Linked DNA regions of Homo sapiens: regions 1, 2, 3 and 4 are each linked to region 5. A link is a contact called in ENCODE Hi-C or POLR2A ChIA-PET data. All regions are on one chromosome and are shown on one strand. Each heading gives the region's core, a stretch centred on a gene start or an enhancer-like site at or near the end of the contact. The rest is flanking DNA. Distances are from core to core; before and after follow the strand shown. Region 1 overlaps TOM1L2 (target of myb1 like 2 membrane trafficking protein). Region 2 holds the start of NCOR1 (nuclear receptor corepressor 1). Region 3 holds the start of UBB (ubiquitin B). Region 4 holds the start of SNHG29 (small nucleolar RNA host gene 29). Region 5 holds the start of LINC02090 (long intergenic non-protein coding RNA 2090).

Region 1 (2,923 bases), core at 215-2,714, 970 kb after region 5:
AGGACTACAGGGAGTAGCACTACCACACCCAGCTAATTTTTAAATTTTTTGTAGAAACAGGGTCTTGCTATGTTGCCCAGGCTGGCCTCAAATTTTTGGCCTCAAGCAATCCTCCTGCCTTGGCCTCCCAAAGTGCTGGGATTACAGGCATGAGCCACCACTCCCTTATACAGCCTTTCAAAATGGCAGGTAGAGAAAACAATGCATATGATTCTTCTTCAAAATATCACTGGGATTCAACACAAAAGAGCATATACTGTATGACTCCACTCATGAACTTCTAGAAGAGATAAAAGATCAGTGGTTCCCTCTGCAGTGTGTTGGAGGAGAGGATTAACTGGGAAGGGACCTGAGGGAGCTTTCTGGGGTGAGGTTGACAGTGCGTATCTTGATGGGGTAAGGTGACAACATGTAAGCATGTGTCAAAATTATAACAAAATGTATGCATTTTACTACAAGTAAACTACCTCAGTGAAAATCATTAGAAGGCAAATATATATACATTTACACAAAATATATATAAAGTATAACATATTTATATAAAATATATATAAAATATGTATATGTATATATTTACCTGTGTGCATGTATTTACATGTGTGTATATACTTACATATCACAGGCTATACACACACACACGTACACACACATATGATTCATAGGTATGTACAGTCTCTTATGGAAAGCTGTAAGTCTTAAGAAAAACTAGGCCAGGCGTGGTGGCTCACGACTGTAATCCCAGGCCGAGGTGGGCGGATCATGAGGTCCGGAGATCAAGACCATCCTGGCTAACACGGTGAAACCCCGTCTCTACTAAAAATACAAAAAATTAGCCGGGCGTGGTGGTGGGCGCCTGTAGTCCTAGCTATTCAGCAGGCTGAGGCAGGAGAATGGTGTGAACCCAGGAGGTGGAGCTTGCAGTAAGTCGAGATTGTGCCACTGCACTCCAGCCTGGGCAACAGAGCAAGACTCTGTCTCAAAAAAAAAAAAAAGAAAAGAAAAACTAAAAGCCACTTTGATTTGGGCCTTAAGCTTTAGGTCTGAAATGAACTTGGAAAGCTTGTTCAACCTCTGTTCTTCAAAACAAACGAACGAACAAACCATGCTCTTCAAATGAGTAACTGACAGGATGTGCCCCACCCAAAGTCTCACAGCAAATCAGCAGCAGAGCAGTGAACAGTCCCAGACTTTCCCAGTCCTAGCCTGGGATTGGTTTCTCTGGTCTGGACCAGTGCCAGAAAAAGTAGATAAAACAGAAGACCATTGGTGATTTTATGAGCTAATTTCATTTAAACCATCAAATCTAGAGCTAAATAGTACCCCCAACCAAGCCCAGTCAAAAACAGGAGACTAACTTTCAAACAATAAAATGTATTTACCTTCATGAGGCTGAGTTGAAAATTTCCACTCCATTAAAATGACAGACTTACTACCCCATGCTTACCCTCCCTGCCCATATACAAATATCTAAATGACTGGCAAGAGGCTGTGAGCTAAATAGGAAGACATGTAAGAGTCATAAAACTGAGTCACTGTGGGACCTTGGCAAGTCTCCTACTGTGATACAGTAAGAAATATATATTTGGTCTTTGTCCAGGTTCCTGGCACACCTCACCCAAAACCCCTGGAATCTCCTGAGAGATAAGTGTCTTTTGTATGCTAATGAGATTGGGGCTCCCTAGCCAGAAAGACCAAGGTACATTTCAGTGTTGGAACTTTTAGCCGTACCCTCATCCCACCTTACCTCCGGAAAGGGGAGAGGGACTAGAGGTTGAGTTATTCACCAATGGCCAGATTTAATCACTCATGCCCACATAATGAAACCTCCATTAATACCCCTAAACGATGGGGTTCAAAGAACTTCCAAGTTGAACACATAAAGGTGCTGGGAGGCTGGCACAGAAGTTCTCTGCCCCTTCCCCACACCTTGCCCGATGAATCTCTTCCATTTGGCTGTTGCTGAGTTATATCCTTTGTCACGAAAATGTAAGTAAAGTGTTGTCCTGAATTTTGTGAGCCATTCAAGCATATGATCAAACATGGGGAAGGCATCACGGGAATCCCCAATTTATAGCCGGTCATGGGAAGTACAGATGGTAACCAGGAACTTGTGACTGGCATGTGAAGTGGGGGCAGTCTTGTGGGACTGAGCCCTTAACCTCTGGGGTCCGCACCAGCTCCAGGTAGTTAGTGTCAAAACTGAATTCAATTGTAGGACATCCATTTGATATCAGAAAAAAGACAAAAACAACAAAAAAATCCCTGCACATTTGCTGTCAGAAATGTCATACATCACAGACACCCTCTCTGGCCTTGTTTCCACAACCTGCAAAAATTAGAGGGTTGGACCAAATACCACTAAGACCCTTTCAACTAGAGTCTTCTGATTCTTTGAATTGCTGGTTTAAGAATTTCCACAGTTAGCATAGGAGACTCTCGCTCTCTGGAAGCCACTAGCAAATTCAGCTTTCAAACCCCAAGCAACATCATTTCTCAGGCCTCATTTCCTATTTCGACTAATGACGTGCCAGAAATCTGTGTGATTTCTCCTTTGAGGAGCAGCAAAAAAAACTCCACAGTGTCCTATTACAGGACCCAGTTCTTGTCCCCAGCTCTCAAAGACAGCCCAATTCTCTGAGATGAAAGAATCAGTCTCTCTCCATTACACTCAATTTTAAACCAAAACCCGAAACAGAATTTTTGACATGCCTCCCAGACTACAAGGCTTATGCTTCATTAATGATTAAAAGAGCAGCTGGTGATGTCTTAAAAGCAAGTTGGTCAGTTAGACAATTTAGCATGTGTTTAAATTCCGTCTTTTCCTCCATCCATCACTGTAGTTCTAAGGCAAATCCAAAGAGAAAGTAAAATACACAGGTCTTCCATTACTAAGAAGTGCCTCAGCGAGGATATAAGAAAGCAC
Region 2 (2,700 bases), core at 37-2,536, 770 kb before region 5:
AAAAATTAAACGATGCCATCAACTCTTCAGTTATCCACAGGACAATCACATGTGACCCAGCATCAGCAGCTATTGATCAAGATATATTGAACGAATGAATGAATCTTTGTAGGCATTTTTAAATCCCGGGCCTGTTGCTCCTTGCACAGTGCCATGTTCAGCCTTCCATCACTGCCTCACCAGGGTGCACACAAGGAATGTAAATTTCAATATAATTAGGATATAATTAGAGAAGCAAATCTGATGCAGGTTTACATACTAATCCCAAAGATTAGAATTACCTATACTACTACTCTCCAAGGTTAACTCTGTGGAAGAGGCACCGCAGCATGCAACATCACATAAAGAAAACTGACACTTCCTGAGCAAATAGTTTTCGTCCATATCACTTATTCCCATCCATTCCTTTAATACATGACTATTCCTGATCCAGTTAATTTGAAGAATTCAGTCTCCTCTCCATAAAGGCTGATTTCACAACTACAGTTTCTCAAATTCCTCTCTCCCCAAAAAGGGGTGCACTTACGGACTTCGCTTAAGAAAACACCAACAATAAACGGCAGAAGGTATAGTGTTCGGATCTTTGCCATCTCCACCAGTACCCAGCCTTCGCCATTACACCCTGAAGCGGTCTGTTAGAAAGGTGAACTAATTTACTCTGCACGCACTTGTCCATGGCTGTCAACCTCCGCAGCCCCTTCTACACTTCCAAGTCGGCCACCAACTCCGCCTCAGTGAGCCCAGGCCCGCCACCTGCGCCGGCCCCACCCGGGGCACCGGCTGCCCGCTCTCCCTCGCAGGCCCTGTAGGCTCCGCACGCCCCTCCGCACAGGACACCTCGGGGCCAGCCCCGGCCCGGCCACAGCCCATTCTTCCTCCAAACTCCATAAGCCTCCGCTAGCCCAGCCCGAGCTCCCCGCCGCGCCCGGCTCTCTCCTGGGCTGCCGAGTGGAAGAGGCCAGGCGGCCAGGACGGGTCCCGACCTGCCCAGGCCTGCGACACCCCCCGCCCGGCGGAGAAACCGTCCCAGCGGCTGCTGCCCCGGGAGCCCTCGGAAGCCCCCGGACTAGCAGGAGCCCGGAGGCCGGGGTTGCAGGCGCCAGGGCCTACTCACCGGGAGCTGGCTAAGCGTGGGAGCCGACGTGCGCCCCGGCCTGAGGAGTGGGACGCGGCCACGGCGCGCGGCCCTACACCGGGACCTCGTTCGGCGCGGCGAGTCGGACGCTCACTCCAGCCGCCGCCGCCGCCGCGGCTGCTGCTTCGCCACCTTGGCCGCCATCTTGACTCAACCCCTCTCCCTCCCCCCAGCCCGCGGAGCCGCGGCTAAGGCGGCTCCAGCGCCGGCTCCTCCTCCTTCCGGAGAGTTGGGAGACCAACTCCCTCCGCTGGCCGGGCGCCTCTCCTACCTCGGCGGAGCTTCCCGGGTCGCGCTGCGCCCGGTCTCTTCATGTCTCCTCTAGGCCTGGCAGCGGCGGTCCTCTCGGACGGATACGGGGCCGAGCAGCGCCCAGCCGGATCCAGCGCTGCTGCCATCGTGCCCTGGGCTTGTGCGCCCCCCGCCTGCCCGTCTGTTCCGCGCGCCCGAGGCCTTCCTCAGGCGTGGGAAAAGGAAAAACTCCAGGCCGTGGAAGGGACCCTGCAAACCCCTCCGCGGCGTGGTGGGGCGGCGGCGGCCTCCTCTGGCCGGAGCTGCGTACAGGGAAGCCGGTCCCCTCGTGGCTGGGAGCTGGAGGGGTGCATTTCGACCTGCCCAAGATACTTTCTAGGGCTCTGGCTGGAATTCGCACCAAGCCCTCACTGAAATGCTGGGCGAGGCCGATTTGTCCACGATGTTGCTCCTTAACCTTAAGTTACTTGCAAGAGGAGCCTGTGGCCCTCGCGACTGTTAAGTGCACGCTCAGCCTCACCCTGCTGGGGAAACGACGGTTCCTCGTAACCGCACGCATACGTTCCTTTAGAAAAGCCAGGCCCGACCGGACGCAGTGGGTCACGCTTGTAATCCCAGCACTTAGGGAGGCCGAGGCGGGCCATCACTTAAGGTCAGGAGTTCGAGACCAGCCTGACGAACATGGAGAAACCCCGTCACTACTAAAAATACAAAAATTAAGCGGGCGTGGTGGCGCGCGCCAGTAATCCCAGCTACTGGGGAGACCGAAGTGGGAGAATTGCTTGAACGCGGGAGGCTGAGGTAGCAGCGAACCTAGGTCGCGCCACTGCACTCCAGCCTGGGCGACGGAGCCAGACCGTTTCAAAAAAAAAAAAGAAAGGGCCGGGCGCGGTGGCTCAGGCCTGTAATCCCAGCACTTTGGGAGGCCGAGGCGAGCGGATCACGAAGTCAGGAGTTCGAGACCAGCCTAGTTAACATGGTGAAACCCCCTCTCTACTAAAAATACAAAAATTAGCTGGGCGTGGTGGCGCGCGCCTATAGTCCCAGCTACTCGGGAGGCTGAGGCAGAAGAGTCGCTTGAACCCGGGAGACAGAGGTTGCAGTGAGCCGAGATCGCTCCACTGCACTCCAGCCTGGGCGACAGAGCCTCTCAAAAAAAAAAAAAAAGGTAAAGAAAGCCATCCAAAAGTGAGAAGGAATAACAAAGTTGGTGTAACTGGCTATTTTGGAAAACTGTCATACGGATAACGGGCTGTCTAACCCTATAATTACGAGAAAGGCCCGAGTTTTAAGAAATGAATTCGAAAATGAAG
Region 3 (2,820 bases), core at 255-2,754, 610 kb before region 5:
GACACGCACCTGTAATCCCAGCTACTCAGGAAGCTGAGGCAGGAGAATCGCTTGAACCAGGGAGGTGGAGGTTGCAGTGAGCCACATCACGCCACTGGCCTTCAGCCTGGGTGACAGAGTGAGACTCCGTCTCAAAAAATAAATACAAAATTAAAAAGCCAGGCGTGGTCCACGGTCCCAGCCACTTGGGAGGCTGAGGTGGCAGGATAACTTGAGCCCTGGAGGTCAAGGCTGCAGTGAACGGTGATCACACCACTGCACACCAGCCTGGGGACACAGCCAGACTTTGTCACAAAAAAGCAAAAACAACTGGCCAGTGTATGAGGGGCTCGTGTTTTTTGTTTGTCTGTTTGTTGAGACAGAGTCTCACTCTGTCGCCAGACTGGAATGCAGTGGCACATTCTCGGCCCACTGCAATCTCTGCCTCCTAGGTTCAAGCAATTATCTGCCTCAGCCTCCCAAGTAGCTGGGATTACAGGCGCCCGCCACCACGCCCGGCTAATTTTTTTGTATTTTTAGTAGAGACGGGGTTTCACCACCTTGGCCAGGCTGGTCTTGAACCCCTGACCTCATGATCCACCCGCCTCGGCCTCCCAAAGTGCTGGGATTACAGGCGTGAGCCTCCGCGCCCGGCCAGGGGCGCGCGTTTTTAAAACATGGGAGAGGGAATTGTGCTTCACAATCACCATCAGGTGTCTCGATATCGGGTGCCACGCCGTCCCGCTTCTGAGGCGCGGCGGCCCACTTTGGCAGGCCGAGGCGGGTGGATTACCTGAGGTCAGGAGTTCGAGACCAGCCTGACAAACATGGTGAAACCCCCGTCTCTACTAAAAATACAAAAAATTAGCCGGACGTGGTGGCGCATGCCTGTAATCCCAGCTACTTGGGAGGCTGAGGCAGGAGAATCGCTTGAACCCGGGAGGCGGAGGTTGCGATGAGCCGAGATCGCGCCATTGCACTCCAGCCTGGGAAACAAGAGCGAAACTCCGTCTCAAGAAAAAAAAGGAAAGACCCCCCCTCCTTCTCCCGCCGGAAATACCCTCTTTCAGGACGGCGCGCCTGTGCGGCGCACGCGCGCTCAGTTACTTAGCAACCTCGGCGCTAAGCCACCCCAGGTGGAGCCCAGCAACAACAGAGCCACCGCGTCCCCCACCAATCAGCGCCGACCTCGCCTTCGCAGGCCTAACCAATCAGTGCCGGCGCTGCAAGGAAGTTTCCAGAGCTTTCGAGGAAGGTTTCTTCAACTCAAATTCATCCGCCTGATAATTTTCTTATATTTTCCTAAAGAAGGAAGAGAAGCGCATAGAGGAGAAGGGAAATAATTTTTTAGGAGCCTTTCTTACGGCTATGAGGAATTTGGGGCTCAGTTGAAAAGCCTAAACTGCCTCTCGGGAGGTTGGGCGCGGCGAACTACTTTCAGCGGCGCACGGAGACGGCGTCTACGTGAGGGGTGATAAGTGACGCAACACTCGTTGCATAAATTTGCGCTCCGCCAGCCCGGAGCATTTAGGGGCGGTTGGCTTTGTTGGGTGAGCTTGTTTGTGTCCCTGTGGGTGGACGTGGTTGGTGATTGGCAGGATCCTGGTATCCGCTAACAGGTACTGGCCCGCAGCCGTAACGACCTTGGGGGGGTGTGAGAGGGGGGAATGGGTGAGGTCAAGGTGGAGGCTTCTTGGGGTTGGGTGGGCCGCTGAGGGGAGGGCGTGGGGGAGGGGAGGGCGAGGTGACGCGGCGCTGGGCCTTTCCGGGACAGTGGGCCTTGTTGACCTGAGGGGGGCGAGGGCGGTTGGCGCGCGCGCGCGTTGACGGAAACTAACGGACGCCTAACCGATCGGCGATTCTGTCGAGTTTACTTCGCGGGGAAGGCGGAAAAGAGGTAGTTTGTGTGGTTTCTGGAAGCCTTTACTTTGGAATCCCAGTGTGAGAAAGGTGCCCCTTCTTGTGTTTCAATGGGATTTTTATTTCGCGAGTCTTGTGGGTTTGGTTTTGTTTTCAGTTTGCCTAACACCGTGCTTAGGTTTGAGGCAGATTGGAGTTCGGTCGGGGGAGTTTGAATATCCGGAACAGTTAGTGGGGAAAGCTGTGGACGCTTGGTAAGAGAGCGCTCTGGATTTTCCGCTGTTGACGTTGAAACCTTGAATGACGAATTTCGTATTAAGTGACTTAGCCTTGTAAAATTGAGGGGAGGCTTGCGGAATATTAACGTATTTAAGGCATTTTGAAGGAATAGTTGCTAATTTTGAAGAATATTAGGTGTAAAAGCAAGAAATACAATGATCCTGAGGTGACACGCTTATGTTTTACTTTTAAACTAGGTCAAAATGCAGATCTTCGTGAAAACCCTTACCGGCAAGACCATCACCCTTGAGGTGGAGCCCAGTGACACCATCGAAAATGTGAAGGCCAAGATCCAGGATAAGGAAGGCATTCCCCCCGACCAGCAGAGGCTCATCTTTGCAGGCAAGCAGCTGGAAGATGGCCGTACTCTTTCTGACTACAACATCCAGAAGGAGTCGACCCTGCACCTGGTCCTGCGTCTGAGAGGTGGTATGCAGATCTTCGTGAAGACCCTGACCGGCAAGACCATCACCCTGGAAGTGGAGCCCAGTGACACCATCGAAAATGTGAAGGCCAAGATCCAGGATAAAGAAGGCATCCCTCCCGACCAGCAGAGGCTCATCTTTGCAGGCAAGCAGCTGGAAGATGGCCGCACTCTTTCTGACTACAACATCCAGAAGGAGTCGACCCTGCACCTGGTCCTGCGTCTGAGAGGTGGTATGCAGATCTTCGTGAAGACCCTGACCGGCAAGACCATCACTC
Region 4 (2,700 bases), core at 2-2,501, 550 kb before region 5:
ACCTAATGTAAATGATGAGTTAATGGGTGCAGCATACCAACATGGCACATGTATACATATGTAACAAACCTGCACGTTGTGCACATGTACCCTAGAACTTAAAGTATAATAATAAAATAAAACCCTACACTTGCCGGGCGCCTGTAATCCCAGCACTCTGGGAGGCCCAGGCGGGCGGATCACCTGAGTTCAGGAGTTCGAAACCAGCCTGACCAACATGGAGAAACCCCGTCTCTACTAAAAATACAAAATTAGCCGGGCGTGGTGGCGCATGCCTGTAATCCCAGCTACTCGGGAGGCTGAGGCAGAAGAATCGCTTGAACCCGGGAGGCAGAGGTTGCGGTGAGCGGAGATCGCGCCATTGCAGTCCAGCCTGGGCAACAGGAGCGAAATTCCGTCTCAAAAAAACACAAAAACGAGCAACAACAACAACAACAACAAAAACCCTACACTTATTTCTGAGGCCAGCTCAAAAGGTCTTATGATTGTCTTCCCAGTTTTTTGCAGTCAAAATGAATTTCTTTCCCTTGGTATAACGTGTGTGTGCAAAACGTGGTTGCATGGATTCTTTTTCAAGGAGAGAGCTGAGCATGTTCATAGGCTGAAAGGAAAGCCACAGTAGAGAGAGTTTTCCATGGAAGGTGAGGCAGGGGCATAGGTGGAGGAGGCCCCAAGGAATGAGGAGAGGAAAGGAGGTGGGCAGAGCTTTACCCCAGAGGCGAGCAGAGGATGGACGTGGATCTAGATAAGACGTCAGCTCGTTCCCTAAAGGTCGTGCTAAAGGAGTAATGAGGGTGACCAGTGCGCAGGGGTTTGAGAAGCCCCGTGGATGTGGTGAAATAGCTGTGGGGAGAGTATTTGGCAACGCTCAATAGATTCAGGAGGAGCTACTAGGATGAATGGCTGCCTTGTGCCACAGCTCTACAGGCTTTCACGTGTGTCATCTCACGTGATCTTCTGGGGCGCTGGTGTCTCCGTTTACTAGAGGACCAATCGGAAGCTTAAAGAGAATGAGTAATTGGCCCAAGACCACCCAGCTAAGGAGTGGCGGAGGTGGGGCCCAAACGCGCGATCCAGCCCTCGCGCAGGCGCCCTGGAACTCCCCGCGCGTGTTGTGACCCAGAATTCCCGGGGCTGTGGAAGAGACCATAGACTCAACAGGAGGGGGAGTCCTGGGTAGCGCGCCGGTCTAAATCGTTACTTGGCGGAAAGTTCCCATGAGTCTTTGCCAGCGTCCCCCTCCTTTTGTGAGGATTGGGATATTCCGACTCCTTAAGGGCCTGGCGCACATAAGGTGTGACCTTTTCATTCCCGTTGTTATGGAGGTAGGCTCTCTAGGAATCTGGGAGTAGTAGCTGGGGGGCAAGAGCAAATAAAGAGCTCGAGCTTCTGTGGTCTCTGGGGAGATGTTCCCGGGAAGCCTGTCTAGAGGGCGGAGGGCAGCTGTTGAGATGGCGTGGCTCCCCGGCTCCTGCGCCCGCGTGGCTTTCGCGGCGGGCGCTGCGGCCCGGTATTGGACAGCCTGGCAGGGCAGCGCGGGGCCGAATCCGGCTGCCGTGGCTGAGGCTCATGGATCACTCTTTTGTGGTAGGGCCACATCTGCCAGAGCCTGGAGTCTGCGAAGGCCGGGACCCGGTTCCCCGGCCCACAGTGGGGGTGTGCAAACCCGAGAGAACTGGGTAAGTTGGGGTCGGCTTGCAGTTTGGGGTACCCCGAGGGCGGTGTACGTCGGTAAGATTGTAACAGTATTACTGGAAGACTTATTCGACTGTCCTGATGATACTTGTAATAGGAAGTGCCGTCAGAAGCGATAACTGACGACGTCTAATGTCTATCTGACCGCAGTCGCTGAAACCTCTACAACTTAGTTGACCGTAACTGCCAGAGCCCTGCCCTGAATTCCTGTCCTTACTCCCTCTTTAAGATTGCGTACCCACTGCAGAGTGCTGAAGACGGGGTAGCCACGAGGTGAGAGGCTCTCTGGTGTAGGGTTTAACATGGAACGTAGTTTTGTCACTTGAATGCACGGAAATTGGCGTTTTGACAGTTTTCTACGTTTAGGTGTTTTATACACTTTAGGGTAACGTTATCATGTCATTGCATAGGGTGGAACTTAAATAGAAACTGGAGATGGCTGCTTCAGCCACAGTCCTAACCTAGAACTGCATTTAAAGCAAACTGATAATGCAGAAACAAACTCCTTCGTTAAGAAATGTCTCCAGTAGCAGGGTTAGCTTAAGTTTCAGGTAGGGTCTAGATCTGCGGTTGGAACAGTACTGGAGGGTTGTGAGGTGCTTGACTGCTCTGATGAAATCACTAATAGGAAGTGCCGTCAGAAGCGATAACTGACGAAGACTACTCCTGTCTGATTGCAGTCAAGTCTTCACCACTTGCTGGTTCCCAGGAGTAAACTTGTTTGAACGGTGACCTAATTGCTATATTCACCTAGGTTGCAAATTCGTGAAGAATCAGCATCATGTTTGGCAGCTGAGTATTGGAGCCAGGAGCCTGCCATGAGGTAAGCCTTGCTCTATGGGGAGGCTAGTGGCTGACCACGCCTAGCTGTCAGGTCGAATATTGGCAATTGGATTTGGTTAACCTAATACCTTGTAACAGTGTAGCCTATCCCAGAGATACTGATTTTAGTTTCCGGTGGCAGTGGAGCCAGGGTGGATTACCTAGAAAGAGGGGCTACTCTAT
Region 5 (2,728 bases), core at 173-2,672:
ACCCGGAGTCATCCTTGACTTCTCTTTCTCTCCCTGTCTCCTTCCCTTCCACCAATCCATTAGCAAACACTGTTGGCTTTACGTTCAAAATATGACCAAAATCATCTGAGCACTTACCACCTTCAGGCCTGCTTCAAGCCACCCCCTACCAGCCCCTTCTCAGAGGCCCCCCCACCCCCAGGTGCCATGTACTCTGTTAGCACCTGAGCCACAGCTGAGCCCTCCACTGCCCAGGAACCTCTGCCACTCCCCAGCTGCTCTGACTAAACACTGGATCTTTATAATGGCCCTGGGCCTTGAACCTGGGCCTTCTCTCCCTGAGCCCTCTGCCACTCTCCCCTGCTCACACCAGGCCAATGCTGACAACTTCCCCTCTGTGCTGTTCCGCTGCCTGGAATGCTCTCTGCCCAGATGTGTGCTTGGGTGACTGCTTGCCTCCCAGGAAGCTTGCCCAAATCTTGCCTCCTCAGTTAGGACAGCCCCGGCCATTCATCTCAAAGGCAAGGGGCACAGAGTATGGGCTCAGTACACGTATGGGGGAGGAGGGAGGGAGGGAGGTGGAGAGGGAGGAGGAGGAAGGGAGGAATGCACAGGCCATTTCATTCCAGCGAGAACAGGTCACAAGGCACACCCAAAAGCAACCCGGGTGGTACAAAACTAAAGATGACCGAAGGCCACCATGAACAGGCGGGAGAGGGCAGCTCTGTTCATCACCCCTGGGGCAGATGTGGAGACTCCAGATGTGTCACATCTGGACAGCCCCTTCTCTGCCCCTTCCTACCCCCTGCCCCGCCCATCCACCAGGGGTTCAAGACAATACAGGAGACAGTTGTCCTCCTCCCAGGACCCTGAGAATGGCTGGGGCTGGGGAAGATGCTCAGTGGCCTTTGAAACTCAGCTTAATTTTGCGCCAAACGGGTGACCCTGCCACCCCCATGAAAAGGCAGAGCACTAGAATGAGAGTCCAGACTATGGACTCTAGTCCTCTTGATGTCCCAAGCTCAGCATGTGACCTCAGACTAGGCACTTAGCCTCTGTGGGCCTCAGTTTCCCCTTCTGTCCAAATCAGGGGGGTTGGAATGTGGTCACCCAACTAAAAGCCCACTCTATACACTGAGCGTCTACAAATACAAGGAACACAGAGTTGATTTGTTAGGAAACCCATCACGTCCATCCTGACCTAGATGGGTTTCACTCTGACGTTGTGCAGTCAAATGCTCTACCCCTGAGCTACACCCCCTACTCTGACGTTGTGACCGCTGCACCTGGGCTGATTGTACCCCAGACCAGGGGCAATGTCACCTGGCACCACCCTTTCCCACTACTCTTCCCTCTCGAGAGAGACTGGGGTTTCACACAGAGCAGTCGAGCCCCATAAATAGCAGCTGGCCACTCACAGGCCAACCCTCCCAGGCCCCAAAAAGGAAGTGAGAGACAGGCAGACACTTCTGTTCTTCCTGCAGAAAGTGCTGCTTCTGCAGTGACTCGTCAGATGCTCCCCAGAGCCCAGCACAGACCCGGCTCCACCCACTTCTGTGGGTTGGCCAGATGAGTGAGAAACACAGGCACAGCCAACGAGAGGGAGCTGAGGCCGGACCCAGGAGTCTTTTTCCTATGGTAGGGGATATCTCTGTGTGAGGAAGCCCCATGGGGAGTCCTTGGGTGAGTTGCCAGGAGGAGGTGACTCAGGATAAATTCCCTTAGGAGGTGCCTTCACTTCTAGATCCAAAGAGTCATCCCCTACCTCCTTAGGGTAAAACTAGATTTTGAGTATCACGGTGTTTGTGGATAACCTGGCCCCAGTGAGTCCCCTTGCAAGGGCCTTTGGAGATGCTTCTGCACATGGACACTAGGAGCCATGAGCAGAGACAGTCCCTGCAGCAGCATCTGAAACCATGAACCCCAGGAAGACAACGTGGCACTGTTTTTGTCAGCCCTGCCTACGCTTTGCTAAAGTCTGTCCATTCAGCTCTTTTTCATGTTGACCGCACCACTGTTTCCTGCCCAGGTCCTGCCTGATATAGTAACCGGGAAAGGGATGAATGTGATGCAATGTGCTCTTGTAATGGAGCATCACAGAACAGGTCAAAGACACAAGCCACACAGCAACGAGCGCGGACAGGCAGGGCAGAGCACAGCTGCACGTAAGTACATTTTAAACACGGACCCCAACATAGCACTAGACATTGTTCATAATGCCTCCCTACATATGTAAAACACAAAAGTGGATTGGAGACACACAGAGGGGAGACTGCAGGCACCTCAGCCTCTCATCCCTCTTCTCATCAGGCCATTTCTGCTCTGCACCAGCGGTTCTCAACCAAAGTGCTTCTGCCTTCACTGTCAGGAGACATGTGGCCATGCTGGGGACATCTGGGGTGTCTCAATGATGGGGGTGGGAGGGATTGCTACTGGCATCTGGGGGTAGAGGCCAGGGATGTTCCCAACCATCCTAGGATGCAAGGGACAGCCCCACCACAAAGCAGGTGTGGCCCCAGCTCGTTCACAGCTGTCTACTTCCTCCTGGCGTAGCTGTGCAACTTGTACAACCACAAGCAACACGTATTTGTTTTACAAGGAACTCACTGGAGACAGCACCCAGTCTGAGAACTTTGTACTATGGAAGGGTTTTGTTTTTGAAAACCGAAATTACAGAATAAATTACAGAGAGAGAGAGAGCAAGAGCGAGAGCGAGAGAGTAAGAGAGAGAGAGAAACTTCACCATATG

The links. A loop is a pair of places that touch in the nucleus more often than their neighbours do. ChIA-PET counts read pairs that join two places held with the same protein, here RNA polymerase II (POLR2A). Pooled maps may share reads with other maps.
Region 1: a loop to region 5 is called in a pooled map, with 4 times the contacts of the local background. The contact joins the enhancer-like site here to the promoter of LINC02090 in region 5. A Hi-C loop is called at or near these places in 3 of 37 single-sample maps with no recorded cell type and 3 of 50 pooled maps.
Region 2: a map with no recorded cell type shows a loop between it and region 5 (5-fold over the local background). The contact joins the promoter of NCOR1 here to the promoter of LINC02090 in region 5. A Hi-C loop is called at or near these places in 10 of 37 single-sample maps with no recorded cell type and 4 of 50 pooled maps.
Region 3: a loop to region 5 is called in a pooled map, with 6 times the contacts of the local background. The contact joins the promoter of UBB here to the promoter of LINC02090 in region 5. A Hi-C loop is called at or near these places in 6 of 37 single-sample maps with no recorded cell type and 5 of 50 pooled maps. POLR2A ChIA-PET finds 5 or more read pairs at or near these places in 1 of 52 experiments (GM12878).
Region 4: a map with no recorded cell type shows a loop between it and region 5 (14-fold over the local background). The contact joins the promoter of SNHG29 here to the promoter of LINC02090 in region 5. A Hi-C loop is called at or near these places in 6 of 37 single-sample maps with no recorded cell type and 3 of 50 pooled maps. POLR2A ChIA-PET finds 5 or more read pairs at or near these places in 2 of 52 experiments (activated B cell and activated T-cell).

What each region holds. Positions count from the first base shown.
Region 1 is chr17:17,957,112-17,960,034 of GRCh38, forward strand. The region is part of intron 1 of TOM1L2 (target of myb1 like 2 membrane trafficking protein); the gene reads right to left. Among named protein-coding and RNA genes, the nearest start is that of TOM1L2, 14 kb to the right of the region's middle. RefSeq lists a silencer at 1,183-1,232. Within about 2 kb of position 1,465, at least 22 of the 41 ENCODE cell types and tissues checked have a DNase peak (open chromatin) inside an H3K27ac peak, as active enhancers do.
Region 2 is chr17:16,214,248-16,216,947 of GRCh38, forward strand. It overlaps NCOR1 (nuclear receptor corepressor 1), which reads right to left and starts at 1,287. Exons shown (of 46, transcript NM_006311.4): 1 at 1,115-1,287. RefSeq lists enhancers at 83-999, 1,000-1,915, 1,493-1,552 and a silencer at 753-1,222.
Region 3 is chr17:16,379,587-16,382,406 of GRCh38, forward strand. UBB (ubiquitin B) reads left to right here and starts at 1,505. Exons shown (of 2, transcript NM_018955.4): 1 at 1,505-1,598; 2 at 2,316-2,820. The coding sequence starts at 2,322. RefSeq lists an enhancer at 1,205-1,484.
Region 4 is chr17:16,437,736-16,440,435 of GRCh38, forward strand. SNHG29 (small nucleolar RNA host gene 29) reads left to right here and starts at 1,252. Exons shown (of 4, transcript NR_045025.1): 1 at 1,252-1,325; 2 at 2,450-2,518. SNORD49B (small nucleolar RNA, C/D box 49B) reads left to right here and starts at 1,774; the gene lies at 1,774-1,821. SNORD49A (small nucleolar RNA, C/D box 49A) reads left to right here and starts at 2,301; the gene lies at 2,301-2,371. RefSeq lists enhancers at 1-655, 656-1,555, 671-860, 921-1,250, 1,556-2,457.
Region 5 is chr17:16,986,907-16,989,634 of GRCh38, forward strand. LINC02090 (long intergenic non-protein coding RNA 2090) reads left to right here and starts at 1,423. Exons shown (of 3, transcript NR_146886.1): 1 at 1,423-1,617; 2 at 2,009-2,144. RefSeq lists enhancers at 83-913, 1,546-1,765.